Linked DNA regions of Homo sapiens: regions 2, 3 and 4 are each linked to region 1. A link is a loop called in an ENCODE intact Hi-C map of the cell type or tissue named here. Cell type or tissue: heart right ventricle. All regions are shown on one strand.

Evidence for each region. Hi-C counts contacts between places; a loop is a spot of excess contacts. Peaks named below come from ENCODE experiments on the same cell type or tissue, not always from the same donor. Only the 100,000 strongest peaks of a DNase experiment are listed, where the experiment ranks them.
Region 2: it touches region 1 in a loop (6-fold over the local background); 78 of 110 quality-filtered maps call a loop at or near these places.
Region 3: a loop joins it to region 1, with 15 times the contacts of the local background. A loop is called at or near these places in 78 of 110 quality-filtered maps.
Region 4: a loop joins it to region 1, with 4 times the contacts of the local background. A loop is called at or near these places in 71 of 110 quality-filtered maps.

The regions. Positions count from the first base shown.
Region 1 is chr4:89,022,752-89,025,251 of GRCh38, forward strand. All of the region lies in intron 2 of FAM13A (family with sequence similarity 13 member A), which reads right to left. Among named protein-coding and RNA genes, the nearest start is that of FAM13A, 33 kb to the right of the region's middle. In heart right ventricle, CTCF peaks have their summits at 1,517 (motif pointing left) and 1,727; a DNase peak (open chromatin) is centred at 1,503.
Region 2 is chr4:88,696,541-88,699,040 of GRCh38, forward strand. All of the region lies in intron 23 of HERC3 (HECT and RLD domain containing E3 ubiquitin protein ligase 3), which reads left to right. It overlaps NAP1L5 (nucleosome assembly protein 1 like 5), which reads right to left and starts at 1,289. Exons shown (of 1, transcript NM_153757.4): 1 at 1-1,289. The coding sequence starts at 1,214. The coding sequence ends at 666. RefSeq lists an enhancer at 1,379-1,438. In heart right ventricle, no CTCF peak of the experiment used is centred here; a DNase peak (open chromatin) is centred at 1,331; H3K4me3 peaks cover 1,759 bases; H3K27ac peaks cover 1,139 bases.
Region 3 is chr4:88,705,507-88,708,006 of GRCh38, forward strand. It overlaps HERC3 (HECT and RLD domain containing E3 ubiquitin protein ligase 3), which reads left to right. Exons shown (of 26, transcript NM_014606.3): 26 at 1,246-2,500. The coding sequence ends at 1,454. Among named protein-coding and RNA genes, the nearest start is that of FAM13A-AS1, 3.0 kb to the right of the region's middle. In heart right ventricle, a CTCF peak has its summit at 1,151; a DNase peak (open chromatin) is centred at 1,255; H3K27ac peaks cover 1,386 bases.
Region 4 is chr4:88,524,932-88,527,431 of GRCh38, forward strand. It overlaps PIGY-DT (PIGY divergent transcript), which reads left to right. Exons shown (of 2, transcript NR_134663.1): 2 at 1-60. It also overlaps a transcript of HERC3 not described here. Among named protein-coding and RNA genes, the nearest start is that of PIGY-DT, 2.4 kb to the left of the region's middle. In heart right ventricle, a CTCF peak has its summit at 1,479 (motif pointing right); no DNase peak of the experiment used is centred here; H3K4me3 peaks cover 27 bases; H3K27ac peaks cover 1,071 bases.

The DNA.
Region 1 (2,500 bases):
CTCTCTCTCTCCCCCTCTCTCTGTCTGTCTGATGTACTTTATTAGCTACTGGCCACGGGCAAACAACTAAAGGTGGTCTCTGGCCAACGACCAGTGAATAACTGAAAACCCTCAGGTCAACAGCTCACAAGTAACAGAATCCTGCCAACAACCACATGAATGAGCTTGGGAGGGAATTTTTCCCCTGTTGAGTCCTGATATGACTGAAGCCTTGGCTGACACCATGATCACGGCCTTGTAACTCTAAGACAGAGGACACAACTAAGATGTATCTGGATTCCTGACCCACAGAAACTATGAGATAATGATAAATACTATTGTTTTAATCTATTATGTTTTGGGGTAATTTGTTATGCAGCAAATGGGTAACGAATACGATACGCCTTTCCCTTAAGTTCTGTGGAATATCAGGTTCTATTGGGAGATGCCAGCTTAATCATTTAAAGCTTTCAAGGTCTGTCTCCTCTACTATACAAAAGTTTATCTTTAGCTTCAGAAACTTATCCAACAATCAAGCAGCTAGCATCCAACACAAAGGCATTCCGTCCCTGGTCAAATATGAAATCCTGAAAATTTAGAGTTTTGTTTCCTGTTCCTATATTTACCCAGCTGCTTAACCTAATCTTGCCTTCTGTTTTTGGCCTAGCAAATGCCCCTTAGATCTGATTTCACATGATGTTGTTTTTTTTTTTTCTTTTTAGCTTTGACCTTAGTCTTTCTTTTCCAACAAGGTTTTTTTGAACCTTCCCCCAAATAAATATACTTCCAGCAATTTCAGAAAAAAATACCCAGCTCCAAGAACTGTCTTGTGGTCCTCAAGCCTCCTGATTCCACTGGACCAAACTAGCAGTCATATAAGGTACAAATAGAAGTGACTGAATTTAATGCTCCTCAATAATATTTTCCTGTCTCTGTCCCATTTATCTGAACAACTCTTTTCCCTCAGGATTATCTCCCACCCACAACTCTTATGATAATTCGTGATGTTCAACTAGGGAAAGTTTATAATCCTGGGCATGAATATATCACATTCTGAGAAGAAGAATCCATACAGTTTTTTAAAGCCTCTTATGAGGCTAGAATATAGCCAGTACCCACATGAGGCTTACCAGACCATATAACCTTTAAATTTTCCTACTCTAAAATTGTAGAAAGTTATGACTGTAACAAAAATATTCAGAAAAGGGGGATATTTGGATGACTTCATGAAGCAGAGTTACTCTCATACATTTCAGAGCTCCTATTATATTTGATTTTAAGCTATGTGCTAATTATCACAAAACAGCAACTTAATAGTGGTTTAGAAATGAAGAAAAAATTATATAAGCTAATGTCTACATCACTGAAAGATACTTTTCTGTACAACTGAAATATTTCTTTCAAAATAGTATGAATATTAAAAACAGAATATGCCATTAGAAACAGAATATGCCAGAAGTCACAAATTGCCTAACAGCACACTTTGGCCAGGGAAGTAGTATGACAATAAGTAAGCACATTCTGACACCTGGTGGTGACTTGAGACTCTACACTGTAGGTTAAAACGGCATAACCTATAGTATCTTCATGCCAAACTAAGAGAAAGAAGCCGTTAACATTGTCAGCGAGAAAAAGAGTTTAAAGACTGTATGCTTTATAAGTTATAATGTATATACCTTTAAATGAAAATATCCAAAATCTGCTTAAAGGGCTTGATATAGGCCTTTCTGTCTTAAAAATTCCTTTACAATAATAGTTTACCTTCATGCCAAATTGTTAAATTGCATTTACGTGAAACAATAATAAAGCATAACCAAAATAGCAACCTATGATTGAATTACATGAATGGTCACCCCTATAGTCCCATTTCCATGCCTGACATAGTGCTTACTGTGTATCACAGGTGTACAGTAAATGTTTGTTGATCTGAAAAAACTGCAAAGTAATTAAATAAAACAAATTGAAGTATTATGCCCTCAAACTTTATACTACCCTTCAAACTTACACAATTTCTTTGGTTTATTAACATGGTAGTTTCAAATACAAGAAGGGGCTTGTGTTTGTCTACGTAGTAATTAACTACATAGCCTTTCAAAATACAGGTGCCAGGCCTACCCGAGCTTGCCCAGTCAAGATTCTGATTCAGTAGTATGAGGTGTGGGCAATGCATGTGTATTATGAAGATTCCACTAGTGATTCTATTTCACATCCCTCATTAAGAGCGACTGATTTAACTTAATAAAATGTTTAGTTTGCATTACCCGAATACACCCTGTTAAAGTATAACTAACAGTATGCTAAGGAGGGGCAGAAGAAAATCAATCCCTAATTTAAATTTTGTCAAAATTTTCATATGTTGATGGTGTGAGTGTAAATTGTTTCAGCTCTGATAGAGTTCATTACACATGCACATATCCTCTGACCATCCAGGAGTTCACTTCCAGGAAGGTAGTCTATGCACACACTTGTATGTGCTTCAAATGCCATATGCTAAAGGTTAACCATGGAATCATTGTTTTTT
Region 2 (2,500 bases), 330 kb before region 1:
GTTTTACACCCTCCTTCTTGGAACCATGTTGTTTCTCTAAATTCAAATACTCAAAACATTTTTCAGAACTTGAAATGGCAGTTTTCCTGGCCTTATTAACAGTAGTGTCATGATCTCCATTGCAATCTTCCTCAATGCCATCAATCTCCTGTGAAGTGTAAAGCTGATGTCTGCGTTACAAAAGCAAAGTCTCAAAGATGACGTTTTTCTTGGGTTCTGCCTTCTCTGCACTGCGAAATGTCATGAGTAAAGAAATTTAAGAATTAAGCACTGAGAACGTGTTCAGTCATGGCTTGGGTGTTCCATGTGTAGCGTATGCTGTGTGATGAATGGGTTTCAAAGTGACGTTCTTTACTTCGCATCTGCTAACACCCTTTGTAAACCTCAATCCTCAGAGAAGAGACCATGAAAACATAATTTTGGGTTTAATTCAGTTTTCTTTAACACCTTTTGATATATTTATTATGTTCAAAATGAAAGTCAAATTTGAATCGAGCTGGCCAGGATCTAATTGCTTTAATTTAATCTATTTTAGGAATGTCAGAATAAATTCACATTGTATTTTGGTCAAAAACCTGAGCCTTTTTAAGTCCATCGATATTCTGGGAAAAACAAAACCAGGCTTTTTTCTTCGTGGGCTTTCTCTTCATCCATCTCTGCCCCCCTTACTTCTTGGCGTCATCAGGCATCTCGGCGTGGGCATCGTCATGTTTGGCCCCCGCGGCAGCCTCTGCCGCAGCCTCCTCCTCCTCCTCGTCTTCCCCCTCCTCCTCGTCATCCTCGTACTCCTCTTCCTCCTCCTCCTCCCCCTCCAAGGTCCATGCACACCCCTCCATCTCGCCGGTGAGCTCTTGGATCTTGGCGAGTAGGGGCTTATAGATGTCATTATACTTTTTTTCCAGAGCCTGAAATTCCTTATCAAATTTGGCTTCTATCTTATCGCATCGCTTCTGCAGCTTTTTGAGGGCCAGGACTCGGCATTTCACCGAATTAGGCAGGCTCTCGATAAAGTCATTTTTCGGCTTTGGGGCATTCTCTGCAGGGGTCTGGGGCTCCTCAGCCATCTGACCAGCCGCGCTGTCAGGGTCACCAGCCGCGCTGTCACAGTCTCCACCCTGCGCACCGCCTTCCGCCATTACCTCCTCTGCCGCTGCCTCCGCCGCTGCCGCCGCCTGGCTAGGCTCCGCAGGCCCCTGGTTTTCCGAGTCGGCCATGTTAGAGGAGAAGCCGCAGAGGTCTAGGAGGGCTCCCGCAGAGGCCCTGCACCCGAGCTGGTCCAGAGAGATCTTGCGGATGCGGCAAGTGGCGGTGACGTGCGGCCGCGGGAATGACGTTGGCCGCGGCCCCGCCTCCTGCTTTCGCGGCACTTGACTGGCTTCCCACTATCAGCTGACGGCCGTGTGCTCATACTGCACCAGATTCCTCCTGTTGCTACCCTGACATCTTCTGGGCCCTCAACACCCGCCTGTTGGACAGACACCCTGTTCCCAGCCCACCCATGTACCCACCCCTGTAGAGCTGGGCTGGGAGTGTCAGTAGCTGCCCGAGGTGCTTCTTCAGGAACTGCATAGATGGCCTCAGACCATTTTCCGTGTGCTCCTCACCCCCATCCAGGCCCTTCTACAAATGCCAGTGCATATGTCTTCGCTTTCCTCTGCATCTCTCTCCATAGCTGGCGTTTGATCACCTCTTAGATTCCTCCGCATTCCTCTCCATGCAGTGGAGGAACGGGCAAGCTGGCTCCATTCCACCCCTTTGGGGACCTGGGGTGCATGTGTGTGGATAGGGCAGCTTGCATATCCAAGCTCTGTACCTATGTGTCCACCCAACACCCCCTTGGCCATCCCACACACCTAGCGGCATATATCTTGGTGGCAAGGTCGTCTCTCAGCAGGACTCCCCTGGAAGCAGTTTTGGAGCCATTTGGGTAGGAAATCTCAGAGCTCCCGGTGTCCTGGTGTGTGTTCTAGAAGATCCTACAGAATCTTTGGCCTGTGGGAAGGACTAAAGCTTGAGGAGGGCTGAAAAAAAGCAAGTCTTTCTAAAGCATGGGGCCCAGGGCCAAGGCCCCCTCTTATCTTGGTTAAAGCATGTGCCATCTATCCCACCCCGCTCACATTCGTCTTCCCTGCCTTCCCCCAACACCGTCTGCTTCCCTGCCTTCCCCACTATCTGTTTTCACACCTTTCCACACCACATCTTCTCCCTCCCTCCTGCCCCTCCCCCGCACTGACTTATGCCCCACCTTCTGCCCATCTTCTTCCCCGCCTTCTTCCCCACTCACTGCCTCCTTCCTCACCTTCCCCCCGCCGCACTGTCCTTTTCCCCACCTTCCTCACCCTCTTCTTCCCCACCCTCCTTACCCTCTTCTTCCCCACCTTCCTCACCCTCCTCACCCCCTTCTTCCTCACCCACTGCCTTCTTCCTCACCTTCCCCCCACCGAACTTTTTCCTCACGCTCCTCACCCTCTTCTTCCTCACCCTCTTCACCCTCTTCTTC
Region 3 (2,500 bases), 320 kb before region 1:
TGTCTCTATGGATTTGCCTATTCTGGATATTTCATGCAAATTGAATCATATAATATGTAGACCTTTGTGGCTGGCTGAATGACATTTGAGAAGGGTAATAATACCTTTGGAAAGGAGAATGAATTCTAATTTACATGAACAAATTCAGCCTTTTAAAAATGGTTGAAATATTTCTCAGTTTGTGTCTGTGTGTAATCAGCGTCAGAAATTAGCTAGTGCATAGTATGGAATTTTAGTCATGTAAAATCAAAGCACAGGGTTTGATAGGCAGTCTATTTTGCTTTATAAGATGGAGCATATATTAGTATTAATGTAGGACTTAACAGGTTCTGCTGCTCACATGGGAGCAAGGATGAGAGGAAGTGGAGATCTTACACAAGAATTCTTAAAAAGAGGGACCACTTCTCCTCTGCCTGGCTGCATTGGCTATTGAGAAGCAGTAGTGGAAGAGCTGAATGACAGGTTAAGGTTTGCCAAGTGAGCTTGTAGGGCTGTGACATTCAAGAGATGCCTGCTCATGGTCCTGGAATTTCCCTAGAAAATGGCACTTTCTGTTCATTAGACTTACAGAAATGTTTGTTAACTCTGGAGATTTTTGGCAAGAAACTTTATGTATCACAGCCTCAGGGAATGGCAGGTTATTTGAAAGTGCTTCTTAACTAATGATTTTCTTATAGTAATTTCCAGCAATTCAACTATGAGAGTGTTGTTCAGCACTAGAAAACAAGGAGCTGTCTTTCTCTGTCTGTCTCCCTCTCTCTCTTTTGCCAAGTCACAGTGCATGTCACAAGAGTGCAATGTCTAACATAATGTTTGGGTCAGCTCTTCGGGTTTAAGAAAAATGGAGACGTGGAAAGGAGAGCAAATAGATCCTAAATGGAATTCCGTAGACAAGGTGGTACAGGCATCAGGCACTTGAGGTGAGAGGAGACCCTGAGGTCAGAGACTTCAGTCTTCTTCTGTTTTCCCCTTAAGATCAGCTCCTCTTTTCCTATGACAGCAATTCCTTCCCTCTTTGATTTTGTGAAATCTAACATTTGTGAGGGTGTACATTTGATTGAGGCCTTTTTTTTTTCTTAACGGCATCTAATTTTCATTCCACAGGATGCATATTGGCACATAAATGTAATTGTACTTCTCATGCAAGCCACAGGGTGTCATGCCTTCCTCTCCTGTTGCCAGAAGGATCTCTGAGATCCATTTTCCGTTTGCTTAGCTGCTAATGCCATTTCTCGTTCTCCCCAGTGTTCCTGACAGGCAGCGATCGGATTCCCATCTACGGCATGGCCAGTCTGCAGATTGTCATCCAGTCCACAGCCAGCGGGGAGGAGTACTTGCCGGTGGCCCACACTTGCTACAACCTTCTTGACCTCCCCAAGTACAGCAGCAAAGAGATTCTGAGTGCCCGGCTGACCCAGGCCCTTGACAACTATGAAGGGTTTAGTTTGGCCTGAGGCTTCTCAGCTTGTCCAGTATTTCCCTTCGTTCCTCAGTGTCCACATTGAGGCCTATACAGAAAATCATGGGGAGTGATTTCTATTTTTTTATTGTCTAAGTGGGTTGGGACTTTTAAATACTGAGCCTGGTTGATGTGTTTCTGGGATTGTATAGCAGTAAACAACCTTTTTGAAAAATTAGAGGTTGGGGATGGGGTGAAAAATTGGCCCTTGTATGGGAGGTGTTTTTGTTTTTGTTTTAAACCAAACTACCCAGTATTCCTTGCACTTGTGAATGTGTTGCACTCTGCTGGATGAAATGGCAGTGGATTTTTAAACTTTAATTTCCCAAATGTCTCTCTCAGCCCTGATGTTTTCTCACAGTGCTTCCTTGTCCTTCTCTTAACTTCTCATTCCTCTATAAGAATGATTTAGACTGACCTGTCCTTTTTTATCTGCGCATGCGAGAACATCACCTTCCTCTGTACACTTGGAAATGCCTCTGGCTTGTTGCAGCCCTCCTTTAACCCAAAGGAGGAAAGGACTGCTTCAGAAACTCCCAATTCCAAAAAGCTGAGTCTGGGTCCATTATTTTGGCAGAACTCCTAAGAATTTATGGGAGCCTATATAAACATATCTTGCTTTTAAAAAGTTCTTGAGGGAATAGCAACTTTCCCATGGCTGTGCCTATTTCCTAGACCTTTTAAAAGATGTGCAGAGCAGCTTAGCATTCGTTGCAGCTGAGCCTAATTTTTTCTTGCTCATCCTTGTCCCTTTGACAATAAGGTTAATTGATAGACCCACCACCTCTTGCACTCTCGCTTTTGGAGCAAGTTGCATTAACTATTTTGAGTCTCTATATTGTCCAAGAAAAGTAGAAATAATAAATTTACTTTCCCTTTTTCTATCACCTTATGTCCTCTACCATTTTCTCCTTCCTCCCTTCCCTTATTTTCTCCTTTTCGTACCCTGTGTCCTCCCTGATTTTCCTTTCGTTTCTTCTTTATTTTATCCCATTCTCTGTTACTTGACTCAGTGCTCCCTTCCTCTCCTCTCCTTCTAGT
Region 4 (2,500 bases), 500 kb before region 1:
AAATTTCTCTTCCACTCCAATGTAAAAATAAACTGACAAATGTTTATATGTTCATCCTAATTTTTTGTTTGTTTTTTGGGCCATCCTGTTTTTTTTAAAAAAAACAGTTTATTTTTTGATGTTCTTTGTTCACTAATGCTCAGAAGATTTTCTAAGGTTAATGTAGTTTATAGGATACCAAAAAGGAAACACTTCTACTGGATAGATATTTAAGAGATAATGAAAGTCTCTGGTTGCCTCACCTTCCTTCCCTCACAAAGCAATCTTTCACAGTCATAACTTTCCGTTATTAGAGTTACTAACGGACTAGAGAATAGGGCAGTTATCGGGACATACCCTCAAGGGAAACTACTGTAAAGTTCCTATGTCACCTTCACACTATTTCCGACTAGGGCAGTAGCAGGAATTAATTTTTCAGTTGAAGTCAGTTGATACTTTGGGCTCAAGGGAAGGGGTGAGCTGTAGGAAAGATAAGTTTCTGCTTAAGGAGAAACAGCGCTTGACTTCTGCAAGCGCTGAGTGGGCCCAACCCTTGGCGCTTGTTGGGTAGGGGAAGGCACCCATGCTTAAGCCTCAGCTAGCTTGGCTGACAGATCTCTATCAACTGGGTTTTCTAACCAGTTATAAATAAATTAGTTTCAGTTTGCCTCCACATAGAGGGTTTGAGGCAGTTCAGTTTACTTTATTTAGGGGAAGAATAGAGAGTAACAGCAAAGTATTGAAAACATCCTCAAATTTATAACACCAGAAATCAACAACCAATATTTAAGGAACATATGAATGTATGACTATCACCATGTGTGTATTAAGTTGCAACATATCAAAGCAATATGTCCCTAAATAGCCCTTAGTAATGAAGAAATACAATTCATTTCTGCCTGTAGTATACTAAGCTAAATGTAGATGATAGGATAGGATCATGGGACTGGAACTGGTCTTTTAAAAGTTAGTCCCTTTTCACTATTCACATGACTGACCTTTCGTGTCACATAGGCCTGTGCACAATAACCTGATGGTTTCTGGGCTCAGATACAATATAGCTGTGTGATCTTGGAGAAGCTACTTAAGTTCTCACCCTCAACCTTCTCACTTGTGAAATACAATAATAATAGTATGTAACTTACAGTGTTTGAACAGACTAAATAAAACAATTCAAGTAAAACAGCACAGGGGCTAACACATTTAAAGAATGTTTAGCAATAAAATTATTTATTATGGTGAAACTAGTAAACATTCTGATGGAAAGGGAAAGCACAAGGTACTTCTGGGACACTCTTTTTAACTGAAATGGAATTTTTCTAATTTCCAATATGGATACTATTGAAACACAATTCTTGGATTATCACACACATGAAGTTAGAAATCTCTAGGCAGAAGAGGGGCTGGACTATGTATTTTAACAGAGCCTGTCAATTCCAAATTTGGGGGCATTGAAATTTGTGAACCTGCAATCCAAAGAAATGAGTCAAAATAAATTTTCCACTAGATGGCATCATTTAGTATTTGAACTAACATTTATCTCTGCTTGATCTTTTCTTTCTGTGATTACAAAGACTTACTTTCATTTTGCCAATTGTTTCTTAGTTTGACAACACTTATTTTTTATTTTTATTTTATTTTCTTGAGACAGATTCTCTCTGTGTCATCCAGGCTGGAGTACAGTGGTGCAGTCGTGACTCACTGCAGCCTTGACCTCCCAGACTCAAGCAATCCTGGCATGTCAGCCTCCAGGTAGCTGGGAATACAGGTGCATGCCACCACACCCAGCTAATTTTTGTATTTTTTGTAGAGATGGTGTTTCATGTTGCCCAGGCTGGTCTGGAACTCCTGAGCTCAAGCAGTCCACCCACCTTGGCCTCCCAAAGTGCTAGGATTACAGGCATAAGCCACTGTGCCCAGCCCAACATTTATTTTAAAAACAAAAATCATAAAAGTCCTATTAATAAATTTTAATGATGAGTTTATTAAAATCAAGTTTCCAATAGATAAATGGACAAAATATTTGAAAAGAAAAATTCGCAAAAAAGAAAATACAGTTGGTCAATAAACATATTAAAAAATTATCCTCAATAGTAAAGTAGTAATGCTAGTTTCAAACATCAAAGGAGTTTTGAAATAACTCTAGACATGAATGTTACCAGCCTTGTTTTGGCCATCTGAAGGATAATCACAAATTCTGTCTGAAGGGCTGAGGACTAGTGCCTGCAAAAGGACCAGAATATCCCAGCATGGGCACAAGTAGCTTGAAATTATGGAAGTATGTCCTGTCTTTCTTTCTTTTCTTTCTTTCTTTCTTACTCTCTCTCACTTTCTCTCTTTCTTTCTTTTTTTTTTTTTTGAGACAGGATCTTGCTCTATCTCCCAGGCTGGAGTGCAGTGGCTCCATCATAGCTGACTGCAGCCTTCACCTTCTGAGCTCAAACAATCCTCCCACCTCAGCTTCCTGAGTAGCTGGGACCATAGGCACACACATGCACCACCACACCTGGCTAATTTCTAA